Regions from separate parts of the Homo sapiens genome. Here region 2 is linked to region 1. A link is an interaction called in ENCODE POLR2A ChIA-PET data of the cell type or tissue named here. Cell type or tissue: PC-9. All regions are shown on one strand. Each heading gives the region's core, and the rest is flanking DNA. Links, peaks and the distances in the headings are about the cores only.

Region 1 (8,136 bases), core at 2,229-6,228:
GAAGATAAAGATGGGAAACGAGGAAACGGAAAAAGGAAATGGTTCTCATAGGCTGAGGGCAGACTGAGCAGATGTTCCTAGTCCAACGTCAAACAGGTTTTTTTTTGTTTGTTTTTTTGTTTTTTTGAGACGGAGTCTCGCTCTGTCACCCAGGCTGGAGTGCAGTGGCGCGATCTCGGCTCACTGCCAGCTCCGCCTCCCGGGTTCACGCCATTCTCCTGCCTCAGCCTCCCGAGTAGCTGGGACTACAGGCGCCCGCTACTACCCCTGGCTAATTTTTTGTATTTTTAGTAGAGAGGGAGTTTCACCGTGTGAGCCAGGATGGTCTCGATCTCCTGACCTTGTGATCCACCCACCTCGGCCTCCCAAAGTGCTGGGATTACAGGCGTGAGCCACCGCGCCCGGCGAAAAAGTTTTGCTAAAGATATGTGAGGGGCCCATTGGTCACTGGGAGAGCAGTCGCAGGCCCTGTCTATGGAGGGAAATGAGATCTGAGCTGAACCCTGAGGAAGGAGAGGAGAACCAACTCCCTGAAAGAGCTCTGGCGCCCCACGTGGTCCTGCCAAGATCAGGGTCTACCAGGACATTGGAGCACAGAGAACATGTTCCCCCAGTCGCTAAGAAAGTCAAATCTATATTACGAGTACTTCCACAATGCTTAAACCTTTCTGGTTCTCTGTAGAAATCTTTTTGAGCTCTTCTAATGTTGCGGGCACAATTCTAGGTATTTTACATGTATCATTTGATTTAATTCTTGAAATAACTTTGCAAAGCATATACTGTTAAATTGGAGAGTTGGAAAACAGGCCCAGGCAGGCTGACCTCAGAGCCAGCCCTCTTAACCACTGTGCAACATTGCACTCATCTTCACCGTTCAATGTCAAGACCAGGGGTCAACAAACTGATGCCCACTTTTGGCCTGCCACCTGCTTTTGTACACAATATTTTCTTGGAACACAGCCACTTACACATTTAATTGTTGTCAGTGGCTGTTTTAAAGGTAGAATGGCTGAGTTGACAAGTTACAACAAATCATGTGGCCTGCAAGGCTGAAAATATTTACATCTGATACTTCACAGAAAAAATTGCCAAAGCGTAGTCTAGATCATGAAGAACATTTAGTCAAAAAAAGATTTTTGAGTGCAAGCAAACTGCCTTGGGCCTGGTACACTGTGGTGAGCTCCAATCTAATACGAGTTTGGCGAGTTTGTTCTTTCTCCCACCTTGAATGAGCATGACACTTCTCTAAGCTTTTGTAGCCAACCTCCCTCCTAAGTGGAATCTGTTTCATTGCCATAACCAGGGTTAGAATGACTTTCCTATTTATTTAGAGACAGGGTCTCACTCTGTTGCTCAAGCTGACTGCTGGTGATCATGGCTCACTATAGCCTCGACTTCCTGGGCTCAAGTAATTCTCCTGCCTCAGCCTCCCAAGTAGCTAGGACTACAGGTGTGCACCACTATGCTTGGCTAATTTTTGATTATTTGTAAAGATAGGGTCTCACTATATTGCCCAGGCTGGTCTCAAACTCCTGGACTCAGGTGATTCTCCCACCTCAGCCTCCCAAAGTGCTGGGATTACAGGCATGAGCCACCACACCCAGCCCCAACTTTCTTATTTATTTACAAGTCTTTACGACTACTGATGCCTAGTAGTGGTCTCGGAGGCCATGCCGAGAACACCAGCAAGGACATGAGCTACATGGAACTGCCCCACCCCCCACAGTGCTCAACCTCCTTGTCCTGGCAAACACTTTCCAGTCTTTTCAGAAACCACTGAGCACAGCAAGGTAGAGGCTACATCCATTCCCCCCTCCTTTGGGGCTCATTTTTCATTTCCTACATAATTTGTTTTAGATAGTGTCTCACTCTGTCACCCAGGCTGGAGTGCAGTGATGTTGTCACAGTTCATTGCAGCCTCAGCCTCCTGAGATCAAGCGATCCTCCTGCCTCAGCCTCCGAAGTAGCTGATACTATAGGAGCACTTCACCATACCCAGCTAACATTTTGGGTTTTTTTTCAGAGATGAGGTCTCCTATATTGCCCAGGCTGGTCTCGAACAACGGGTCTCAAGGGATCCACCCATCTTGGGCTCCCAAAGTGCTGGGACTACAGACATGAGCCACTACACCCAGCCTCCTAGATAAATTTCAAGGAGAAACAGAGACCTATCACCACCATCAATTCACACCACCCTCATCCCACCCTAGAAAATCCTTGGGAGAGTCCGAGTACACAGACCCCACAGGTAAGACATCATGTCAGAGCAGCAGCACAGGGAGCTCTGTGCCTCTCTGATCAACAGCTACAAGTTCAGCGGCTGGGCCCATGGCCAGCTTCAGGAGGTTGCAGGAGTGTGAGGGCCAGAACTGGACTCACAGCACAGGGATGGATAAGCCGACGAAGGAACCGATTAAAAAAAAAATGACTAATGAAGAGATTTTTGTGACATACCAAGTCATTTTACTGGGAAATTTTAAAGAGCAAATATAGACAAAAGCAATGGAAAAGATTGCACACAGACAGTGAACAGAAAAATGGTGAAATCCAGGACTGACTATTTAGGAAAGATTGAACATTACAAAATAATAAAGTACTAAGTTTCCTGGTTGGCTCTGACTTTATCTGGTTATCACCGGCTGCTCGGTTGCCCGTTTGTTTCACATTGTGTGGTCTGGGCAAGTTGGTGCCGTGTGTGGGCAAAGGAAGATCCCAGAAGGACAAAGCACAAGGCACATGAGGCAGAAGCCAAGGGGATCTGCTGGTGACAGATAGGTTAGAAAAAGGATTAGACAGAATGGGGTTAAGCAGAGCCTTGCCAGCAGGAGACAGTGAGGGTTCCCACAGCTCCTGGGCAGGGGTGGAACCAGGCCGGCCACCTAGCAGCAGCATTGCTTCTGGCAGCAGCATTTCTGCTGGCAACAGCCCTTCCCACAGCCACAGCCACATGAGTGGCAGGTGCGGCGGCAGCAACAGATCACGGGAGTGCTGCAGCAGCCTCCACAGCAGCCACGGCAGCAGGGGCAGCAGCTGGAGCAGCAGCCCACCCGGTAGCACCTGCAGGTGGTGCAGCTGCCACAGCTACCACCACAGCCACCACCGCAGCCACCACCGCAGCCACCACCACAGCCACCACCACAGCCACCACCGCAGCCACCACCACAGCCACCACCACAGCCACCACCGCAGCCACCACAGCGGCCACCGCAGCCACCACAACCTCCACAACCACAGCAACCCATGGTGTCAGTAGAGAGGACTCAGGTGAAGTGAGGAGGACTCAGGAGAGGTGAGGAGGTCTGATGCCTCCTTCTGCTGGGGGAGGCCCTTATGTACCAACTCTGGGGAGAGGAGAGGGAAGACACATGACCACTTCCTTGTTATTGTTTATTTCAGTTTCCACAGGGAAACCTCCTGTTTATGTCCCTATTAGGCACCTTTCATCTCATTAAGTCATTTATCTTCAGTTCAGCTAAATTAACCTCTGTTCCATCCAGTGGGAATATTCAGCCAAGGACCTATCCCTATTTTCAAATACAGCCAGTCTTGAATAGATGAGCCAGAGAGATATATCTGTCATTGATGGTTTCCTTGCTTACTAATATTTTCCCAGGAGAATCATATATTTCCCTTGACATCTCTCCAAAAAAAATTCCTAGGGTTTACTTGAGTAGAAGGAGAACACAGAAGCTAACATAAAGGAAGTTCCCAATCTTTGCTATTTTCTATCACTGGTCTGGAAGTCACAATTCAAAGAGGCCACCTGCATCTAGGTTAGTGGCTATGTCTGATTATTCTACCTGGGAGAGCCCTCAGCACACACAGTGAGCTCATTTAGGGAATTATCAAGATCAGCCTCATTAGAGAAGCCCACAGCCCTCAGATCCGGCTTCAGTACCTTCTGGTCCTCGGGTTTCTTCCTCCTAATGAATTCTTCTCGCATGAGTCACACTTTGTAGGTCCCACCTTAATGACAGAGCTGGCAGCAAGGCAACCCCAAAGTAAGGGTCCAGAGGCCCCAGGAAGCTCCACTGTCCCCAGAGATGCCCTCATCTGGCCTTGCAATGCTCCTCAGAACTCAGGACGAAGGGGACTAATCAATGTCAGGCTTCCCAAAACACATTTGGTAGAAGATTCGTTCCACAGGACATTAAAAGGCAACACACAAAAAAGGTTTGACTATTTTTGAGAAATAATGAATTTAAATAAAGCCAGACAGGCTTTTTGACTCTGTCCTCAGTGGCTTGCCTTTGTCACGTGCTCTGTGACTCTCTAAGTGGGAGGGGGAGTACCGCACTCCGCACCCCTCACCCCGCCCCGAACTTCCTTTCAGTCTGGAAAGCAAGGCTTTCATTTACTTCTCAGGTGTGGAGTCCCAGGACGTCCTACGTTCAGATTTTAACGGTGGATTTGGAAAAGCACATTCACACATTGACCAAAGAGAAGAGAAAGGTTGGAGCAGTGGTTCTCAAACTTATTACTCTCGGGATCCCTATGCTCCTAAAAAGTATTGAGAACTCCAAATTGTCCTTGTTATATGGCTTAAATCTATAGATACTTATTGCATTCTAAATTAACACTGAGACTTTTAAAAAGTTTATTAATTCATTTTTAAATAATATAAGCCCATTACATGATCACATACATAATACATTTTGGAAAAAAAACTCCATTTTCCAAAATAAAAAAGAATTAATGAGTACAGTGGCCATTATTTTATATTTTTGCCAATCTCTTTAATGTCTGTCTTGATCAAAGACAGCTGGATTCTCATTCTCCTTCTTTGATGAATCTATTATCCTACAGTGTTTTGGCTGGAGTAAAAATCCAGCCTGACACAGATATGCAGTTGGAAAAAGGAGGAGTATCTTAATAAGCTCAGGGCCTCCAGAGGTCCTTAGATCACACTTTGAAGACTGCCAGAGCAGAGACTTGGAAAGATTTTGGTCCTTGAGGAAACAAACTACTTTAAAATAGTCCCTATTATTAACTATGACCTCATGAAGTATAAATCCTTATACATGGTCAGTATATGGTATAATGATGTTAACACAATTTTATGAAATTTTTGTGCTTCTGTATTTTAAAAGCTATCTTGTGCTGCTCTATATTCTAATGTTCAACATTTCTTTCCTACTCAACAATTCAGACTCACTAGTATGGCATTAAAATGCCCTCAACAATCCAGCTTCAGGCCAGGTGCGGTGGCTCATGCCTGTAATCCTAACACTTTGGGAGGCCGAGGCAGGTGGATCACTTAAAGACAGGAGTTTGAGACCAGCCTGGCCAACATGGTGAAACCCCGTCTCTACCAAAAATACAAAAATTAGCCCTGCGTGGTGGTGCAGTCCTGTAGTCCCAGCTAGTCGAGAGGCTAAGGCAGGAGAATCGCTTGAGCCTGGGAGGCAGAGGTTGCAGTGAGCCAAGATCACGCCATTGTGCTCCAGCCTGGGTGACAGAGCGAGACTCCATCTCAAATAATAATAATAATAATAATAAATAATCTAGCTTCAATTTATCTTTGCAGCTTAATCTCCTGTCTGAGGCTCTAGAGTAGCCCAAGGCTACATGAGAAGGGCAAGTTTGTAATTAACATCATGACTACTAGTAGAAGTTAATATCTACAGTGCAGGTACCACGTGTTCAACACTGTACCACACTCTTAGAAATAAGACAGAGACAAGAACAATGAAGGGGGCAAGATTCACCAAAGGACAGGAACGAAACCAACAAAGCAAAGGACACTTGGGAGTAAGGGAGCAAATGCAGGGCAGGCACCAGGTTGCTCCTCTGACACAGACCCTTTGCTTTCACACAAGAAACATGCCAGCCGCATCACCATAACTTGAACTTGCCTCCTCCCCCACCTCCCTTGTGGCTGTGCCTTAATTTAAAGGGCCCTCTTCCAGCAGGGACGTCCCAAGCATTCCTCAAAGACACAGTTCAAATGTCATCAATCCCCAATCACCCCAATTGAAACTTAGCTGTCTCTTTTTCTCCCCCTTCTGTTTTGGTCATATCTCCACGAAATTATAACAAAAGAAGGGAGAGCAACAGTGGGAAAATGAGGAGGCAACGGTGTGGAGGCAGGAGAATAAAGAGGGGGCTGGGATCTGTCATCACCACCACAGATGGCAGCAGAGGGAGCTGCCTGCCCTCCTCCAGGTTCTCCCCTTCTCCCATCAGCTGGCCTGCCCTCTTCCTACAATGACTACTTCCTATCTTCTCCCCTTTCTTCAGATGTTGGATGCCTTCTCCGACCCCTTCACTCCAAGAAGGCACTTCCTACCATACTGTGCAAAAAAGTGCTGGAATCCAGTCAGTCCTCCTCTTCTTCGGTTAACCATGGAGGAGGAGGTGGGTGTGGATCCCACTCCCACCATCCAAGACTGGCCCCTGCACCTGTGCACTTGAAACCACCTCCATCTGGCTTTCTAAATCTCCTTTCTCAGGCATCTCTTCCTCTCATTCCCTCACTCCACGGGTATTTGCTGAGCATCTGTGAAGTGCCACCCATCCTAGACACTACAAACACAGCAATCAACACTCCCCCAACCTTCCAGATTCTTCCATCCACATCAAAACCTTGTAAGTGGCATTTCTCCTCCCTTCAAGCAAAAAAAGCACACTGTTGAGTCCAGTGCCCCTCCAGCTACTGCCTTTGTCTCTCCTCCCCTTGACAGCCACACTTGCAGAGAGCATTGTCCAAAAAAAGCCAAGAAAACAACAACAAAAAAAAACCTCCCTCTAGATGATAGGCAGGGGAACAGTGACACTAAAAAATAGGTGTTGGGTGAGGAAGCAGGAATGTGGGATGAGGAGTCAGCAAAGTACGCATAGGATTATATACAGCGGCCAGGTGCAGTGGCTCACGCCTGTAATCCCAACACTTTGGGAGGCCAAGGCGGGCAGATCACTTGAGGCCAGGAGTTCGAGGCCAGCCTGGCCAACATGGCGAAACTCTGTCTCTACCAAAAATACAAAAATTAGCCAGGCATGGTGGCACACACCTGTAGTCCCAGCTACTTGGGAAGATGAGGCAGGAGAATGGCTTGAACTTGGAAGGTGGAGGTTGCAGTAAGCCAAGATCACACCACTGCACTCCAACCTGGGCAACAGAGCACAACTCCGTCTCAAAGATTATACACAAAAAGCCAGGCACAGTGGAGCATGTCTGTAGTCCAAGCTATTTGAAAGGCTGAGGCTGGAGAATCCCTTTAGCCCAGGAATTTTAGGTCAGTCTGGGCAAAATAGCAAGACTGCTTCTCTTAGAAAGAATAAATAAAAAAACTTTTAAAAGATTATACATAATAAAATGTGTTGACATGTCTTTTAAAATATAAAAAATATGAAGAAACAAAATATTACCTATAATTCTATTTAAGTATAATTAGTGATATTTTTCTACTATGAAAGTTATACATGCTTATTGCAGAAAATTGAAAAATACACAGAAATATGAAGAAAAAAATTATCCACAATCACACCTTATGGAAATAACCATTCTTCACTTTTTATTTTTCTTCCAGAATTTTATGTCCACCCATCTGCACTACTTAAAAACAAAATTGGGGATTATGGTACATATATTGAGTTATTGTTTTTTCACTTACTATAAAAAATAAGAATCTTCACCAAAAATCCTCCAAAACTTCCCCACTTCTCCCTAGACAACCCCTGCATGTGAAATGCTCTAACTCAAATCCCCCGTGACCTCCACTGCGGCGGAGTCCACAATATGCTCTTTGACAGTGTTGCAAGATGACTTCTCAGCACTATGCAGTTGACAAATCTTTCTTAACACATTCTCATCTGTTGACTTTTATGAGACAAAATTCCTTGTTTTTCTCCTACTACTTCTGTTATTCTTCTCCAGTCCACTTTGCAGAAAATGACTCTGGGAGGTTTGAAACTTGGTAAGTAAGTCTTCCTTGTTATGTCTTTGGGAGAATTTCACTTTCTTTAGATCTCATTGACTTCTTTGTTGAATACTTTAGGCTTTATTACATGGATCTACCTTTTTAAAATTCTGATTTTTCAGAAGACCTCCAGTCTCAAATATTTTCAATTATATCTTCCTACATGTAGGGTCACTTTTTCTTTCTGTGGGGACAGGAGGCAGGTCATCACCAGGTC
Region 2 (6,358 bases), core at 2,143-6,142, 93 kb before region 1:
CAGTTTTTCTTTTCTTTTGTTCTTTTTGAGACAGGGTCTCACCCAGGCAGGAGTGCAGTGGTGCAATCATAGCACACCACAATCTTGATCTCCTGGGCTCAAGCAGTCCTCCCACCTCAGCCTCCTGAGTAGCTGAAACTACTGGTGCACACCACCATGCCTGGCTAAATTTTTAATTTTCATTTTTGTAGAGACAGAGTGTCACTGTGTTCCCCAGGCTGGTCTCAAACTCCTGGGCTCAAGTAATCCTCTGGCCTCAGCTTCCCAAAGTGGTAGGATTACAGGTGTGAGCCACCACGCCAGATCTAGTTTTCAGTCATTTTCTAAAAATAATTTCTGGGATTTAGAATTTCCCGTCATTTTTGCTTCTACTTTTTTCTCAGAGATCTCTTTAAGAAAATGATTAAAAAACCATTCGGTTTCATATAAAAGTACAGCTAAAGCTGACTACAGAAAATATGCTTTGCTATTAACCAAAAAAAATGAGAAACATTTGAATTTCAAATTGCATGAAAGAAGTGGAGACAAAAGCTTCATCAAGTTTTGCTTTCAATTTGTGAAGAATGTTTTATAAACAATTTACAACACAGAAATATGAGCACTCTGGGAAAAAATCATCAAAGGAAAAAACAATTAGTTGGTATGTTTATTTTCTTCATGGAAATGTCTTAATTTAATCAGAATCATGTATCTTAGGTTGCTTTTTTTTAAATGTGAAGATTTTGTTAAAGTAGGATTATATCATTTCTTTGCATTAAAAAAAAATATTCACGGCTGGGCACAGTGGCTCCCGCCTGTAATCCCAGCACTTTGGGAGGCCAAAGCAGGTGGATCACCTGAGGTCAGGAGTTCGAGACCAGCCTGGCCAATATGATTAAACCCCGTATCTACTAAAAATACAAAAATTAGCTGGGCATGGTGGTGAGAACCTGTAATCCCTGCTACTGGGGAGGCTGAGGCAGGAGAATCCCTTGAACCTGGGAGGCAGAGGTTGCACATTCTCATCAGCATTTATTGCTTGTTTTTTGGATAAAAGCCATTCAAATTGAAGTGAGATAATATCTCATTGTAGTTTTGATTTATAATTCTCTTATCAATGATGTTGAGCACCTTTTCATATACCTGTTTGCCATTCGCATGCCTTTAAAGAAACATCTGTTCAGATTTTTGCCCATTTTTAATCTGATTATTAGACTTTTTTTCCCTGTAGAGTTGTTTGAACTCCTTATATATTCTGGTTTTTAATCCCTTGTCACATGGGTAGTTTGCAAATTTGTTTTTCCATTCTGTGGGTGGCCTCTTTCCTTGGCTGTGCAGGAGCTTTTTAACTTGATGTGATCCCGTTTGTCCATTTTTGCTTTGGTTGCCTGTGTTTGTGGGGTACTCAAGAAATCTTTGCCCACTCCAACGTCCCAGAGAGTTTCCCCAATGTTTTCTTGTAGTTGTTTCATAATTTGAGGTCTTAGATTTAAGTCATTAATCCATTTTGACTTGATTTTGTATATAGTGAGAGATAGGGGTCTACTTTCATTCATTCTTCTGCATACGGATATTCAGTTTTCCCAGCACCATTTGTTGAAGAGACTGTCTTTTCCCCAATGTATGTTCCTGGCATCTTTGGTGAAAATGAGTTTACTGTAGGTGTGTGGGTTCACTATTGGGTTTCTGGGTTCACTCTTCTGTTCCATTGGTCTACATGTCTGCTTTTATGCCAGAACTATGCTGTTTTGGTTACTATAGCTCTATAGTGTAATTCAAAGTCAGGCAATGTGATTCCTCCAGTTTTTTGTTGTTGTTGTTGTTGTTGTTTCATTTTGTTTTGTTTTGCTTAGGATAGCTTTGACTATTCTGGGTCTTCTGTGGTTTCATATAAATTTTAGAATTGCTTTTTCTATTTCTGTGAAGAATATCCTTGGCATTTTAATAGGGATTGCATTGAATCTGTAAATTGCTTTGGATAGTATGGGCATTTTAACAATATTGATTCCTCCAGTCCATGAATATGGAATATCATTCCATTTTGTGTGTGTGTGTCCTCTTCAATTTCTTGTATCAGTGTTTTATAGTTTTCATTGCAAAGATCTTTCACTTCTTTAGTTAATTCTTAGGTATTTTATCTGTAGCTATTGTAAATAGGATTACTTTCTTGATTTCTTTTCCAGATTGTTCTGTTTGCATATAGAAATGTTATGGAGTTTTGTATGTTGATTTTATGTCCTGCAAATATACTGAACTTATTTATCAGTTCTAATAGTTTATTGGTAAGAGTCTTTAAGTTTTCCTAAATGTAAGATCATATCGTCTGCAAGCAAGGATAATTTGACTTGATCCTTTCCAATGTGGATGCCCTTTATTTCTTTCTCTTGTCTGATTGCTCTAGAGAAGACTTCCAGTGCTATGTTGAATAGCAGTGGTAAAAGTAGGCATCCTTGTCGTGTTCCAAATCTTAGAGAGTAAAGCATTTCAGCTTTTTCCCATTCAATCTGGTACTAGCTGTAGGTCTGTCATATATGGCTTTTATTATGTTGACTATGTTCCTTCTATACCCAGTTTTTTGAGGGTATTTAGCCAGAAGGAATGTTGAATTGTATCACATACTTTGTTTAGCATCAATTGAATGATCATAGTTTTTGTCCTTCATTCTGTCGATGTGATTTATCACACTGATTGATTTACATATGTTAAATGATCCTTGCATCCCTGGGATAAATCCCACTTAGTCATGATAGATTATCTTTCTAATGTATTATTGAATTCAGTTTGCTAGTATTTTGTTGAGAATTTTTGCATCAATATTCATCAGAGATTGGCCTGTAGTTGTTTTTTGTTTTTAATGTGTCTGGTTTGGTGTTAGGGTAACACTGGCCTTGTAGAATGAGTTTGGAAGTATTCCCTCCTCTGTTTTTTAGAATAGTTTGGTTAGGATTGGAATTAGTTCTTTGATAGAATTCAGCAGTGAAGCCATTGGGTCCTGGGCTTTTCTTTAGTGGGAGGCTTTTTATTATGACTTCAATCTTATTACTTATTATTGGTCTTCTCAGGTTTTGGATTTCTTCATGGTTCAATCGGATAGGTTGTTTGTATATAGGAATTTATCCATTTCTTCTAGATTTTCCAATTTATTGGCATATACTTGCTCATAGTAGCCACTGATGATCCTTTAAATTTCTGCAGTATTGGTTGTAATGTTTCCTTTTACATCTCTAGTTTTATTTACTTGGGACTTCTCTCTTTTTCTTAGTCTGGCTAAAGGTTTGTCAGTTTTATCTTTTCTAAAACCCAACTTTTTGTTCATTGACATTTTGTATTGTTTTCTTCATTTCAATTTCATTTCTTTCTGATCTGATATTTATTATTTCCTTTCTTCTACTAATTTTGGGTTAAGTTTACTCTTACTTTTCTAGTTCTTTATGACGCATCATTAAGTTATTTATTTCAGATGACTTTTTTTTTCTTCTTTTCTTTAAGAGACAGGGTCTTACTATGTTCTCCAGGCTGAACTGCACTGGCGTGATAATCTCTACTCACTGCAACTTCTGCCTCCTGGGCTCAAGTGATCCTCCTGCCTCAGACTCCTGAGAAGCTGGGATCACAAACATGCACCACCACACCTGGCTAATTTTTGTGTATTTTTGGTAGAGACAGGGTTTCACCATACTGCCCAGGCTGGTCTAGAACTCTGGAGCTCAAGTGATTCATCTGCCTCAGCCTCGCAGAGTGCTGGAATTATACACATGGGCCACCACACCCGGCCTCTCTTCTTTTTTTTATGTAGGCACTTGTAACTATAAACTTCCCTCTTAATACTGCTTTCACTGTGTCCTATAGGTTTTGGCATGTTGTGTTTCCATTATCATTTATTTCAAGAAATTTTTCAGTTTCTCTCAATTTCTTCATTGACCCACTGGTCATTCAGGGGCATATTGTTTAATTTCCATGTGTTTCTATGGTTTCCAAAATTCCTCTTGTTGTTGATTTCTAGTTTTATTCTATTGTGGTCAGAGACGATGTTTGATATTAATTATTTCAAATTTTTGAATATGTTTTAAGAGTTGTTTTGTAACCTAACATGGTTTATCCTTGACAATGATCCATATGCTGAGAACAATGTGTATTCTGTGGCCATTGGATGAAAAGTTCTGTAAATATCTATTAGGTCCATTTTTTCTATAGTGCAGATTAAGTCTGATGTTTCTTTATTGATTTTCTCTCTGGAAGATCTGTCCAGTGCTGAAAGTGGGGTTTTAAAGTCTCCAACTATTACTGTATTGGATTCTCTTATCTCCTTCTAGCTCTAATACTTGCTTTATATATGGGTGCTCCATACGTTAAAAAAAATTTACAATTTTTTTTTTTTTTTTTTTTTTTTTTTGAGATGGAGTCTCGGTCTGTCACCCAGGCTGGAGTGCAGTGGCACGATCTCAGCTCACTGCAAGCTCCACCTCCCGGGTTCACACCATTCTCCTGCCTCAGCCTCCCGAGTAGCTGGGACTACAGGCGCCTGCCATCATGCCCAGCTAATTTTTTGTATTTTTAGTAGAGACGGGGTTTCATCGTGTTAGCCAGGATGGCCTTGATCTCCTGACCTCATGATCTGCCCACCTCGGCCTCCCAAAGTGCTGGGATTACAGGCATGAGCCACCGCGCCTGGCCGTATTTACAATTTTTATATTCTCTTGCTGAATTGACCCTTTTATCATTGTTTAATGACCTGTGTCTCTTACAGTTTCTGTCTTGAAATGTATTTTCTCTGCTATATGTATAGCTACAAGTCCTCTTTTTTTGTTTGTTTCCATTGGCATGGCATATCTTTGTCCATCCCTTCATTTTCAGTCTATGTATGTCTCTATAGGTAAAATGTCTTTCTTGTAGGCAACAGGTCATTGGGTCTTTTTAAAAATCCATTCAACCACTCTCTTTTGAAGAGTTTAGATTGATAAGTAAGGACTTACTCCTGTTATTTTGTTATTTCTTTTCTGGTTTTGCAGTGTTTTTCCTTTTCTTTCTTCCTTTTAGTGAAGGTGATTTTCTCTGGTGATATAATTTAATTTCTTTTTTACTTTTTGGGTATCCATTGCATGTTTTTCAATTTGAGATTACCATGAGGCTTGCAATACTATCTTATAACCCATTATTTTAAGCTGATAACAACTTAAGACTATTTGCATAAACAAACAAGCAAAAAGAAAACTAATAAAAACTCTACAGTGTAGCTTTGTCCTCCTGCTTTTTAACTTTTTGTTGTTTCTCTTTATATCTTATTGTACTATTTGTCTTGAAAATTTGTAGTTACTATTTTTGATTGGTTCATCTTTTAGTCTTTCTACTTATGAGAGTAGTTTACATACCCCAGTTACAGTGTGATAATATTCTGTGTTGTTCTATGTACCTATTATTACAAGTGAGTTTTGTGCCTTTACATGTTTTCTTATTGCGCATGAACGTCCTTTTCTTAGAGATGGAAGTACTCCCTTCAGCATTTCTTGTAGGACAGGTCTGGTGTTGATGAAATCCCTCAGCTTCTATTTGTCTGGGATGGTCTTTATTTCTCCTTCGGGTTTGATATTTTCACTGGATATACTATTCTAGGGTAAAAGTTTTTCTCCTTCAGCACTTTAAATATGTCATGCCACTCCCTGGTTCTAAAATTTCTACTGAAAAGACTGCTGCCAGACATTGGAGCTCTCTTGTATGTTATTTATTTCCTTTCTCTTGCTCCTTTTAGAATCCTTTCTTTATCCTTAACCTTTGGGAGTTTGATTATTAAATACCTCTAAGTAGTCTTCTTTGGGTTAAATCTGCTTGGTGTTCTGTAACCTTGTCCTTGGATATTGATCTCTTTAGGTTTGGGAAGCTCTCTGATATTATCCCTTTGAATAAACTTTCTACCTCTATCTATTTCTTTACCTCCTCTTTAAGGCCAATAACTTAGATTTTCCTTTTTGAGGCTGTTTTCTAGGTATTGTAGGTGTGCCTCATTCTTCTTTTTTCTGTTGTCTCCTGACTGTATTTTTAAATAGCTTGTCTTCAAGCTTGCTAATTATTTCTTCTGCTTGATCAGTTCTGCTGGTATGAGATTCTGATGCATTCTCAGTATGTCAATTGCATTTTTCAACCACAGCATTTCTGCTTGATTCTTTTTAATTATTTCAATCTCTTTATTAAATTTATCTGACAGAATTCTGAATTCCTTCTTTGTGTTATCTTGAATTTCTTTGCGTTTTCTTAACACAGCTATTTTGAATTCTGTGTCTAAAAGGTCGTATATGTTTCTCCAGGATTGGTCCCTGGTGCCTTATTTAGTTTGTTTGGTGAGAACGTTTTCCTGGATGATCTTGATGCTTATGGATGTTCATCA

The links. Peaks named below come from ENCODE experiments on the same cell type or tissue, not always from the same donor. Only the 100,000 strongest peaks of a DNase experiment are listed, where the experiment ranks them.
Region 2: POLR2A ChIA-PET joins it to region 1 with 7 read pairs; 3 of 35 experiments call an interaction of 5 or more read pairs at or near these places.

The regions. Positions count from the first base shown.
Region 1 is chr2:227,593,999-227,602,134 of GRCh38, reverse strand. It overlaps SCYGR2 (small cysteine and glycine repeat containing 2), which reads right to left and starts at 3,242. Exons shown (of 1, transcript NM_001395403.1): 1 at 2,880-3,242. The coding sequence starts at 3,242. The coding sequence ends at 2,880. RefSeq lists an enhancer at 3,607-3,776. In PC-9, for the core only: no CTCF peak of the experiment used is centred there; a DNase peak (open chromatin) is centred at 3,924; H3K27ac peaks cover 1,013 bases.
Region 2 is chr2:227,688,721-227,695,078 of GRCh38, reverse strand. The region is part of intron 4 of SLC19A3 (solute carrier family 19 member 3); the gene reads left to right. Among named protein-coding and RNA genes, the nearest start is that of SCYGR5, 25 kb to the right of the region's middle. In PC-9, for the core only: no CTCF peak of the experiment used is centred there; no DNase peak of the experiment used is centred there.